2 separate regions of the Mus musculus genome follow, and region 1 is linked to region 2. Evidence: chromatin contacts called from ENCODE Hi-C or POLR2A ChIA-PET data. All regions are on one chromosome and are shown on one strand. The core of a region is the stretch at or near the end of the contact, and the rest is flanking DNA. Distances in the headings are between cores, read along the strand shown.

What was found. Hi-C counts contacts between places; a loop is a spot of excess contacts on that map. ChIA-PET counts read pairs that join two places held with the same protein, here RNA polymerase II (POLR2A).
Region 1: a map of heart shows a loop between it and region 2 (4-fold over the local background). The contact joins the promoter of Stk39 here to the enhancer-like site in region 2. A Hi-C loop is called at or near these places in 11 of 37 maps with a recorded cell type or tissue (T-helper 1 cell, T-helper 17 cell, T-helper 2 cell and 3 more). POLR2A ChIA-PET finds 5 or more read pairs at or near these places in 1 of 5 experiments (Patski).

Annotation. Positions count from the first base shown.
Region 1 is chr2:68,470,118-68,475,324 of GRCm38, forward strand. Stk39 (serine/threonine kinase 39) reads right to left here and starts at 1,864. Exons shown (of 18, transcript NM_016866.2): 1 at 1,517-1,864. The coding sequence starts at 1,760. It overlaps Gm13596 (a long non-coding RNA gene), which reads left to right and starts at 2,847. Exons shown (of 4, transcript XR_866392.3): 1 at 2,847-3,888.
Region 2 is chr2:68,428,097-68,433,449 of GRCm38, forward strand. The region is part of intron 1 of Stk39 (serine/threonine kinase 39); the gene reads right to left. Among named protein-coding and RNA genes, the nearest start is that of Stk39, 41 kb to the right of the region's middle. Within about 2 kb of position 2,560, at least 1 of the 3 ENCODE cell types and tissues checked has a DNase peak (open chromatin) inside an H3K27ac peak, as active enhancers do; it is heart, where a contact is called at or near this core.

The sequences.
Region 1 (5,207 bases), core at 614-3,113, 41 kb after region 2:
AGCAAAGAAGTTCAGAGTGAAGAGCCTTACATCCCAAGCTAAAATAGTTTTCACTGAGGACTCTGGGCTTTGAAAGCTCTTGGTGTTATTAAATCCTGACAGAAACGTCAAGATCCATCCCTGAAGAGTCTTTAGCTAAAAGTTATGAAAGATACTAGGAGAATTTTGTCTATAAATGTCTATAAAGACTATAAGCAGCCTTTGCATACCAAAGTACATAATTACTACACATATACACATTTCTGCCTATCAAACACACAAATAGATACATACATATATACATATATATGTATGTATATATTTATGTATATTTATGCATTGCTGGAAGTCTCATTCACACACGACATAAAAGGGGTTCCTTTGAGTGTCTAGTGAAATTATATTAATTATGTTAATTATAATTGTTCAAGGGAAAAATAGAGAAATCTTTTTTAAATGAAAGAAAAAGATAACTTGAATTTCCCCCCGTCCCCATCTTTAAATATCAAGATTATGAGCCAGCAACATCCCCAGTCCAGAGTTCATAAGGTTATATGATGGGGCCCACTTTGCCTGGCAGCATCGGTGAGGCACAAAACTTCTAAGTGAATGAACCTTTAGGTAAGGTTCTAAGCTAGAGGACACCACAAATATCCTGGCCCTACACGTGTTTGGCTCAAAGAAAAGTAACGCGGGCTTCTTGCCTTTCGACTTTGCCAGGTATTTAAAAATGTAAGATAAGATGGTATTAGTGAGCTGCCTAGGAGACACCGAAAGGCTGGGCGCGGATCGTGGACAGCCTCGAGTTTCACCCCAGCAGATCCTCCCGGAGCAGGGCAGAAGGCCAGCGCGGCCGCTCACCGGCCCCGGGGCTGGCAGCAGGCGGCGCGCCCGCAAGGAGGGAGGCAGGTACCGGGCGCACCGCGCGCAGAGCCGGGTTGCAGGGCGAGCATGCGGCGGCTGTCAGAAGAAGGCCAGCATCCTCCCTGGTCTGGGCAGGCGCCTGGGCCTCTGCCACTACTACGTGGCTGGGCTACCCACCGAGAGGTCATGGCAGGAGGCAGAGGCGCGGCTGCGCCCGCAGGGTCTCCCAGGACGCGTTTCACCCAGCACGGCGCGGGGGCGCGGAAGCCCAGGGCGGCGCCCCCGCATCCCCACCCCGCCCAGGCAGCCCATCCGCGTGGTCAGCGGCCACGAGCTGCGGCCCCAGGGCTCGAGGGGGGAGGAGGATGCGGCGTTACTGGGTTCCAGCTCCGCCGCCCCGGCGATCCGGGAGATAAAAGTTTGCAGCCTGCAGCTCGTCTGCAGTGCGAGTCACATCCGCCGCGCCACCTCCTGCAGCAGCCGCGCTCAGGGAAGGAAGGGACAAATTAAAAATTAAAAAAGACAATAAAATAACTGTTGAAGCCGGTAGGCCCCGAAGCCGGCCGCTCTGCCTCTGGGCGTGCAGGCAGGCAGGAGAACCGCATCCCGCACCCACTCCCGCCCAGTCTCGGCGCCCGGCCTGGACCGGCCCCGCAGCACCCTCCGCACTGACCGATAACCTCCTGGAGCTCGTACGCGTCCCTGCAGATGGGCCAGCCGACCGCCTGAGCTGCCGGGGCCGGGGCTGGAGCAGCAGCTGGAGCCGGGGCCGGGGCTGCGGACGCCGCCGGAGCCGGGGCCGGGGCCGGGGCTGGTGCTGATGTCGCGGCCGCCGGGGCCGTCGCCGCCGCCGCTGTCACCGGGGCCGCCTGCTGGGAAAGCTGGACGTGCACAGGCGAGCCGCTCGGCTCCGCCATGATGCTGCGGGAGGAGAGTGAGGGGACGCGCCGGCCGGCGGACGACCTTCCACTTGAAACTTCCCTAGCCTCGTCGCCCACACCTCTCGGCCGGCGCACGCCCTCCCCGTCCGCCGCAGCCGCCGCCGCCGCCGGAGCCTGCCACGAGGGGAGGGAGCCAGCCGGAGGCCGAGCGGGGCGGAGGGAGGAGGCTGCGCCGCGGAGGCGGGGACGGGAGGAGGCGGCGGCCGCCGCGCCCGCCGCGCGCCCCGATCCTCGCGCGCACGGTGCTCTCAGCGCCGAGGGGAACCGCCGCCCCCTCCCGCCCTGCTCGCCGCCAGGGAAGTTTCCACGCGCTGGGAGCCGGGCGGCTTCGGGGGGTGATTTCGGGGCTTGCCCCGCTCCCTTCCTGCCCTGCCGCGCCTCCGCCCTAGACAATCGCACTCTCCCGAAGAAGCCCCCCTGGGACTCCGAGGGCGGGGTCGTTGAACGGCTGCCAGATTCTCAGCCTGCTAACTCTCCCCGAGCGAGCGAAAGAACCTGGAGTTCTTTTACAAGTTAGCGAGGGAGACACCTACCTACACGGCGTCGGTTTTGTAGGACGCCGGTTAAAAAATAACCCAACTTGTAACTTTCCGGCGCTTTACCTGGCAGGAGCCCTTTCGCACCTTGCCTAATGAAATCGCCAGTGCTGCTCTGAAATGAAACCCGACTCCCTAAATCCCCGGCTTTCTCTTTTGTTCAAAGACACTTGGACCCTAGGAAGGTGATGTCAGGGGCAGTGAAGTTACAAGAAGTAGAGAGGAGAAAGGAGTGTAACAAAATCAGAGCGCAGGCCTAGCATGCTATGGTTCTATCCCCAGCACTTTTTATGTGCTTAAAACCATGCTCGGAGGTAAAGTGCCAGCTTAATACACTTAAGGTCCTTGGTTCGATACCAAGTACAAATGAATACATAAACAGTCACATTAACCCTTTAAGACCCTAAGGTCAGACAGCAAGTTTCTTGACAGAACACTATGAACCTACTGGGGCATAAATTAACTGCAATGGAAAGTTTTGAATAAATGCTGCTTTTTCAACACTCCCCAAATTACCTCATCTTTAAAATAGCTGTGGCAAAACCAGAGATTTTTCTAATTGCAGGTGTCACATTTGAATGTTCAACTCTCATCCCTCACAGAGGTGACCACTATTAAAAGATTCTTGTCTCAGGCTGGAATGGTACTCTGACTCAATAGGCGTATTCGTTATGTGGCTGACATTAGGCTGGCTGGTTCTCACGAGACAGCCAGGCTTGAGAAAGAACAAAGCACAGGAGAGCCATGAAACTCTTAAAGGGATAAAAATAAAAATCTCCTTAAACTCTTTAAAAAATAATTCAAAAGAAACTTAGACATTTGCTAGGAGAAAAACCAGTTGTCTGGCAAAAGCAATGACGTTAACTGTTTACTTAACCTCTTAGGGCACTATGGGACAGATGGATAAACTAGCAACTAGCATGACTTGCTCAAAGAGCTAATATTTATGCTGCTAAGAACTTGTATTTCCTTTTGTGCAGATATACTATTTTTTAAAAAGCCAGCATATTTGTTTTAATTTATGTCAAGAAATAGACTACTTCATAAACAAACTCTAGGCCTCTGATGAACAGGGCAGTTATCCCAAGTCACTGGTTACCTCTCCCTGAGCTGCTCCCATTTCATCCAAAGAACTTTTAAGGACTGCTTTTAAAGGAAAAAGAGACAAGATTAACAGAGCATTCCTCCACGTTGTCATATGAAGTTATGTCTTGACTTTTGATCGTGAAATGGGATTGTGAAGGCCAGGAAAGCCTTTAAGACATGCTAGGAAAACATGATTCACAGAATCGAGGCAGCAACCCCAGACCACTTGGTTTCCCACAAAGAACGACTGTTCCCTCCTCAGAGGCCAGATATCTGTCCTCAGCCAACCACTTTCTAAATGACCACCAGGGAAGCCATTTGTAAGAATTCTCATGAGCTCAAGGCTGTTAGTGCTTTTCAACTGAAGATTAGGTTGCAACAGAAGACTGGAAACGCCAATGTTCTGGCCAGGAAAGGAATCTTCTTTTTAAAAAAATCATCTGGCATGAAACTTGGCTGAGGTTACCAGGGTATAGAATGAGGTATGTAAAGAGCGAGCACGGACCCTTCTCTTCTCTTCTTGTTTTCAAGTCTCTGAATGAATGAATCCTATTTTTTTAAATAAATCTTGTTTGTATTTTAATAGCATCCTTGACCAGAAACACAACATAAACTTAGAGACCAATTTCCAGGAAATCTTAAATACCTCTTAAATATATACATTTCCAAGTGCAAGTACTGGGATCCCTCAGTTATTGATGGAAACATTAACTTCCAGATTCAATCCCATGCTTTTTTATCACTTATAAAAGCCCTGCTCTCTTCTTTATATATAAACCCGATGACAAAGGACCCTGGCACTAGATGTTCTTCTAAATTCAGCTTAGTTACCTGTGGAAGGAAGGGATGGGTATGCCATACACCCTTGCATGTTGTCAATCTGGCAACCATTAGGAAAGCCACTGAGGGAGACAGACACCTGCTCTGTGATGAGGAACAGTCCTTCTTTGTGGGCAATGAAATGACCCGTGCCTGATTCAACCTGTGATTGGTCTTATAGGTTCCATGTGTTACTCCGATGTCCCCCAAACTTCCTTGGCATTCGTAATCCCAGTCCATGAGCTGAAAGTAAAAATACCAAGTCGTCTGATAAAATACCGGCTATATCTATCTCATAATTGGTTTTCTCCTTTCCCCTTAAAAGTTCTCCTGGGGAGGATGGGAGGGAGCAGCTTTCAGAGAGATGAGCAGATGCCGCTCTGTATAAAGAGATCATTGTTCGTAAGGTGAAGGTCCCTATAAAAGAGGCCTGAGGAAAGGGAAGCACAGGGATACACACCCGTAACCTTAGCACTGGGAAGGCTAAGGCAGAGAAGGATAGCTTGTGTGCAGCCAGCCTGGATTACAGAAGGGAGACCTTGCTTCAAGAAAGAAAGAAATCCTCAAAGCCTATGCGCTCCTTCCTGTGCTTGCCCTCGCCACATCTCTCCCCAAACTGCGTGAGCATATGCGCATGCGTGCGCGTGTGCCCATGTCTAGTGTTGGGAATCAAATCCAGGGATCCATGTTCCGTAATATCTGCTATACTCCCAGCCCCAGCTGAGGAAACTAGAAGGAAATAGCTATAGAACAGAAATTAAGTTTCACAGGAAACACAATTTTCTAACTGGCATATTTGGACTTTCTAGCAAGGAATACATTTCCACTGTTACATACCTCCTCGCCTAAGGCATTTTGTTTCAGCAGCAGAAGCAGGTCAAGGTATTCTGGTCTTGACTCACCACTCATCTGGAGCATCCTTGCTATGATTATCAGAACCGTCTCCAGACATTCTCCCACTGCTTATGTAAACTAAGAATAT
Region 2 (5,353 bases), core at 1,310-3,809:
TACCACCTTCCCAATTCCCTCTCAGTGCTAAAACTCACATCCTCGAAGGAACCCTGAGCTTAAAGGGCAGTAAGGAGTCTATTTGGTTAAACAGATGATCCTGTTTCACTACCATTTAAAGTAGACACTTCTCTTTTTGTATCTGTTACACTGAACTACGTGACCTTTACTTGACTTTACTGTTATAAAATTCAAAGAGCTCCGGGACCTAACATTGCCAGACAGAACAATCTCTTTTTAAGTCAGAGACACTAAGAGTTCCTTGACAGAGATCTTATGTGAGGGCTGCAAAGTGGCAACCCGGAATACTATGACTGTTCAGCTGACACGTTTTTAGCTAAGATCTCTAAGGTTTGTATTCACAGCCTAACATTTACTAAACTCAACCAATGAGGATTTCAAAGTGAGTCTGCGGGGAAGGGGCGTTTTCATCAAGATGCTGAACTGCCAAAACCCCTCTCTAGGGTTTCCATTTTCCAGTCATACTCCCCAGCTGACTTCTAATTTCTTAACTGAATGTTGGAAATTCCATCCCAGATTTTCCCTTTAAAGATGTTTGCCTCATAGCCTACACTGCAGAGGCCAAGATGTATCTGGCAAGGAGACGCCATGTCTCACAGAAAGATGTGGGTGGAACGGGTCCCATGAAAAGAGAGGCCTCTGAGAACCCACACAGACCCAGAGTTCTAGCACAGAGGGGCACTGGTGTGTATTTATAGGCAAGCCTGGGCTGTTTATTTTGTCCTTATGTCAGGAAACTACAAACATTCATTTCAGAGTCAGTAGGCTCTGGCCATCAAGGGTCCACTCAGAAAGCCAGCCTTGTAGCCCCTTAAGCCACAAGTGTAAAAGAAAACTTCTCAAAATGCTCCGGCTGTAATGACTTTAGATCCTTGGATCCACAGGCTCAATTCAGTGAAGGATGAGACGAACTATACACAAATCATTTACAAGTGTGTGGAATATAAGCAGTCCTGAAGGAATGTAGCTGGGAGCTGAGAGAAGCTGCCCACAGCTCTCTTCTCATTCCCGAGCCCTTCCAGACCTCTGAAGGCAAAGGCCACCTTCCCTGCCCCCTGCCCCTTCCTCGCCCCAAATCACAAGGACCTTTGTCTAGCTGGGCTTCCTGCTCTGATTCCAAAAAGATTTCTTAGAATACAGAGTCAAAATCATGTTCCAGGGAGACCACTCAATCATAAGAAATCTCTAGTTATCATGAAAAGTAAAGAACAGACAACAGGGGTTGTCACACTTGCTGTAGCAGCTTTGAAAAATGACTCTGTCAATGGCTTCAGAGAAACAGGAAACAACTAGGAAGAGGCAAGGCCTTCTGGACAGGTGGAGAACCCCCCCCCCCCAACTTCACTGGAGAACCAGAGAGCTAGGAGTCCTGGTCCATCTTCCTTAGCGGTGGGCCTCCTGCTCCAGGACCACAGTGCTTCCTGAGAGAGACCCATGTTCATGATCAGCGAAACTTCCCAAACACAGACTCCAGGATACAGCCTACAGGGGGAAATCTGCCCTTGTTCACTGGCTGATGGCTTTATGATGTGGAATGAGGAAGGCATATGTGTTATGAGAACAAACTGTTCTCTGTTCTCACTCCTGACTTACAAGAGTCAGAGCAACGTACCTTTTGAACAAGCCCCTGGAGACAGGAGTAGATATACTGCCATTACTCGAAGTTCTGACTAGCTTCCACAGAGATCATAGTAAAACACCAAGTCTAGACATGGTCTACGCACATCATACCCACCCATCCACCTTAAAAGTGCCTTAACCCCATTTTGTGCCTGACAAAACTTGGCCCAAGTTAACATTTCTTTTCAAAGGTGGTCCAATAAAAAGTTGTATCTAGGTCCTTCTGGCACATGGAAGTCCTCCTGTGTGAATCCCTCTAAAAAGCAGAAGGAATTGCCTCTTTGTTTACTTGGTCATCAACGAACAGTCAGTCATGATGCACTGAGTTCTGCCCCAAAGATGCCTTCACCAACCCAAGTCCTAAGCACAAGTGGCTGGACCCCAATAATGACGCATAGGAACTGAGTTACTAAAATCGTAAGGGACATAATACACAAAAGTTTGGGCAAACATTGAGATATTTGGAAACAAAGAGTACCCTGAAGATATCATGCAGGCTTATCGTTCTATGTGCTTGAGGAGTTCAGGCAGAAGGGTTACTTCACAGACAGAAGGACTGCCTAGACAGACACTGCTTCAAGACTGGGCATGGACAACTCTAGCACACAGCAAGAGAAAAGAAAAAAATAGGTCGGAAGACAAATCCAATCAGTAAACTAGACGGCTATGGTCATCCACAGAAGATGGTGTGCACACATTTTCATCTCTGCTTCCCACTTAATGCATGGCTGTGGTCCTCGGGCTGGCTGTGGTGATGAGCTTCCTGGGAGGGAACAGTGTGGCCCTGCTTCATGTGTCATATGATGCCACTTCTAGAACAGTTTCACAAAGGGATCTCTATCTATAAACATCAACCCAGCACTACTGATAGACGGAGCTGATAACTCTTTATGGTAGCGTACTGCACTGCGTGTTACAGGATGTGTGATGGCATCTCGCTTCAACCACTAGAGGCCAGCAGCAGGTCCCCTGCTCTGAACCTGTGACAAGTGAAAGTGTCTACTGAAGTGACAGATGTACCTAGAATGTAGAGCGGAAGAGTCAGGACCAATCTCCCATGCACCAAGAGCCTGAGATCTCAGAGTTAGAGGGGCTCTCCCTGCAAGAGGGAAGAGAAAGTGAATTGGGATAAGGAACTAAGTCAGACACTGGTTCCCTGTACAGACATTCACTGAGAACGGAAATTATCTGAGGGGAAAATCCAGAAATGTGGGTGATTCAGATCTTAGACAATCTGCTTTAGGTGGCCAAAAATCAAACACACTTGGAAACAGAACAAAAAAGATGAAGCCAATAATAATAATTTTTAAGAATGGTGTTTAGCCCTGTGAAGCTCAGCTATATATAAAGTCAGGGCCTCATCTCCTAGGAAGCACTTTGTCCTAAGCTGTGTCCAAGAGAAAGATCATGCCAGGGGTGTTGGCAGTGTCAAACACAAGCCCCTATCATGGTGCTGACGTGATACTGAGATTAAACACCGTGGAATGTGGAACGAGGAGTGGAAACACAGGACCTGTTCTACACCCAGGACCTCCTGCCACTTGGAACATAGCAAAAGGCCAGCCATAAAGCCTGCAGGCCAGATGTGTGTTCTTAAAAAGCTTGTGAAAGGCGCCAGGTGCACCTGGAGCGGCAGCAGCCCGGGGATTCCGAGGGCTTAACAAGCACCGTCCACTTGTCCTTGGGTACAGCACAGGTGCCCTGCTGAGAACTGTACACAAAGTAAGGCTGCCACACCTGGTCTCGCCCTTCTGGTAGGCACCTTGGGGCAACTTTAGAAAGAGTCACTGGAGTGACATAAGCCACAGGTAGTTTTGGGTCCGCCAAGGTTCCTGCCCTCCATCAACTGTGACCAAACTAAGGCAAAGAATGAACCTGTCATTCAAACAAAAGGACCAGGTGAACTGGGAAATTTCTTCACACCAGAAACAAGTTGGGAGTTACAGAAGTGAGAAACAGTTCCCCATGTCCTTGTCCAGGGAACCAGAGGCCAGAGCGAGAGAGGAATGCACAGCCTGAGTCGAGAGGGCTGACAGGAATCAGCTCAGTGCTGACTGAAACACAGCGGCGCCTTTCTTACCAGTCAGGCCAGGCTCCCTGCCCAGCAAGGAGCAAGATGTCCAAAGCAGCTGGATAAGCAGTCTGTGCTTACAGTCCCAGCTACTCAGGGAGCTGAGGCAGGAGGATTGTTTGGGTCTAAGAGGTCAGTTTTTATTCCCTGGCATCACAAAATGGAAAAAAAAGTGTATATGTATGTGTGTGTGTGTGTGTGTGTGTGTGTGTATATATATATATATATATACATATATATATATATATATATATATATATGAATGACAGACTTGGATTTCTCTACATTATTTTAACTTTGCCATATACTTGAAATTTTCATGAAAAATACTAAAAGCACTTTTTTAAAAAATTGTGGGTTTTTTTTTTTTGAGACAAGGTTTCTCTGGGCTCAAAAACAGAGATCTACCTGCCTTAGCTCCCCAAGTGCTGGGATGAAAGGTATACACCGCCACACACCAGCTCTGAAAGCAAGCAGCATTGCTCATCCTAGAGTGTGACAAGAGCAAAATAAGTATATGTTAAATAAAAATTATAGGCTATAAAAGACTATGAACACAACGCAAAGTTTGTGAGACTAAATACCGAAGTATTAATGGTTGTCCTCTTCTGAAAGTTTGAGAGTAGGCTAATGGGTGAGTTTTACTTTTCATGCATTTGTAACTTTTTACCTTTTTTTTTTAAATCAGCGATTATTGCTTTGCTATCTAAACAAAATGTATGCTTAAAAAAGAAAAAAAAAATCTGCAGTGCTGCAATCAAATCCAGGGCACCCTACCGCTGGTTCTCACCTCCAGAGGAAGAAATTTAAGCCATAAGACATTTGCCTTGTATGCACAAAGCCTGGATTTGGTTCCTAGTTCCATAAAAAAGAAACATCATCAACAACAAAACTTACATAAAATAATTAGTGGAAAAAATAGTCAAAACAATGACATCTATTGTAATTAGCATAAATTACTAAATTTGGCAAAAGACACTAATACATTACTTAATCGAAACAGGATTAATTGGCTAATTGGCAAGATTAGCTTGACTCAATGGTAAACTCTATGCAAATATTTCAAAATCTGATCTCTTCTGTTCCCACACATTCTGGATAAGGAATATACAACCAGTACTAACAATTCTGAGATAACTACTCAGCCCCACGTCACAGATAAGAACAAAGGCTTGAAGAAGGAACTGCCCAGTGTCTCCAACAGCTGCCCCAGGAATGTTTCCAAGCTGGGTCTGTTCCCAAAGGCCGTGCCTTAACAAGTGGAGTGTGAGGAAGAGGACACAGGAAGGAGAGTGGAGAGAAAGGCAGCAGGAGAACTGGGGCAGCGAAGACTACAGACCACGGCTCAGCATCTGACCCTGCAGGGCTCTCTCCTTAGATGAATTACAGATCATAGTGGAGCTATACATGTATTCTGGCCTCAAGGACAAGCAATGTGTATTCTGAAGGAAGAGACAATGCCGGCCAGGGATGTGGTTCCGTAAGGAAAAGTGCTGGTCATGCAGGACTGGTGACTTGAGTTTGAACCCCAGAACCCACAAGATGGCAGCAGGAAGAAATGGGTTTCACAAAGTTGCTCTCTGACTTCCACACATGTGCTGTATCACAAACATGTGTACATGCATATATAAATATATATGC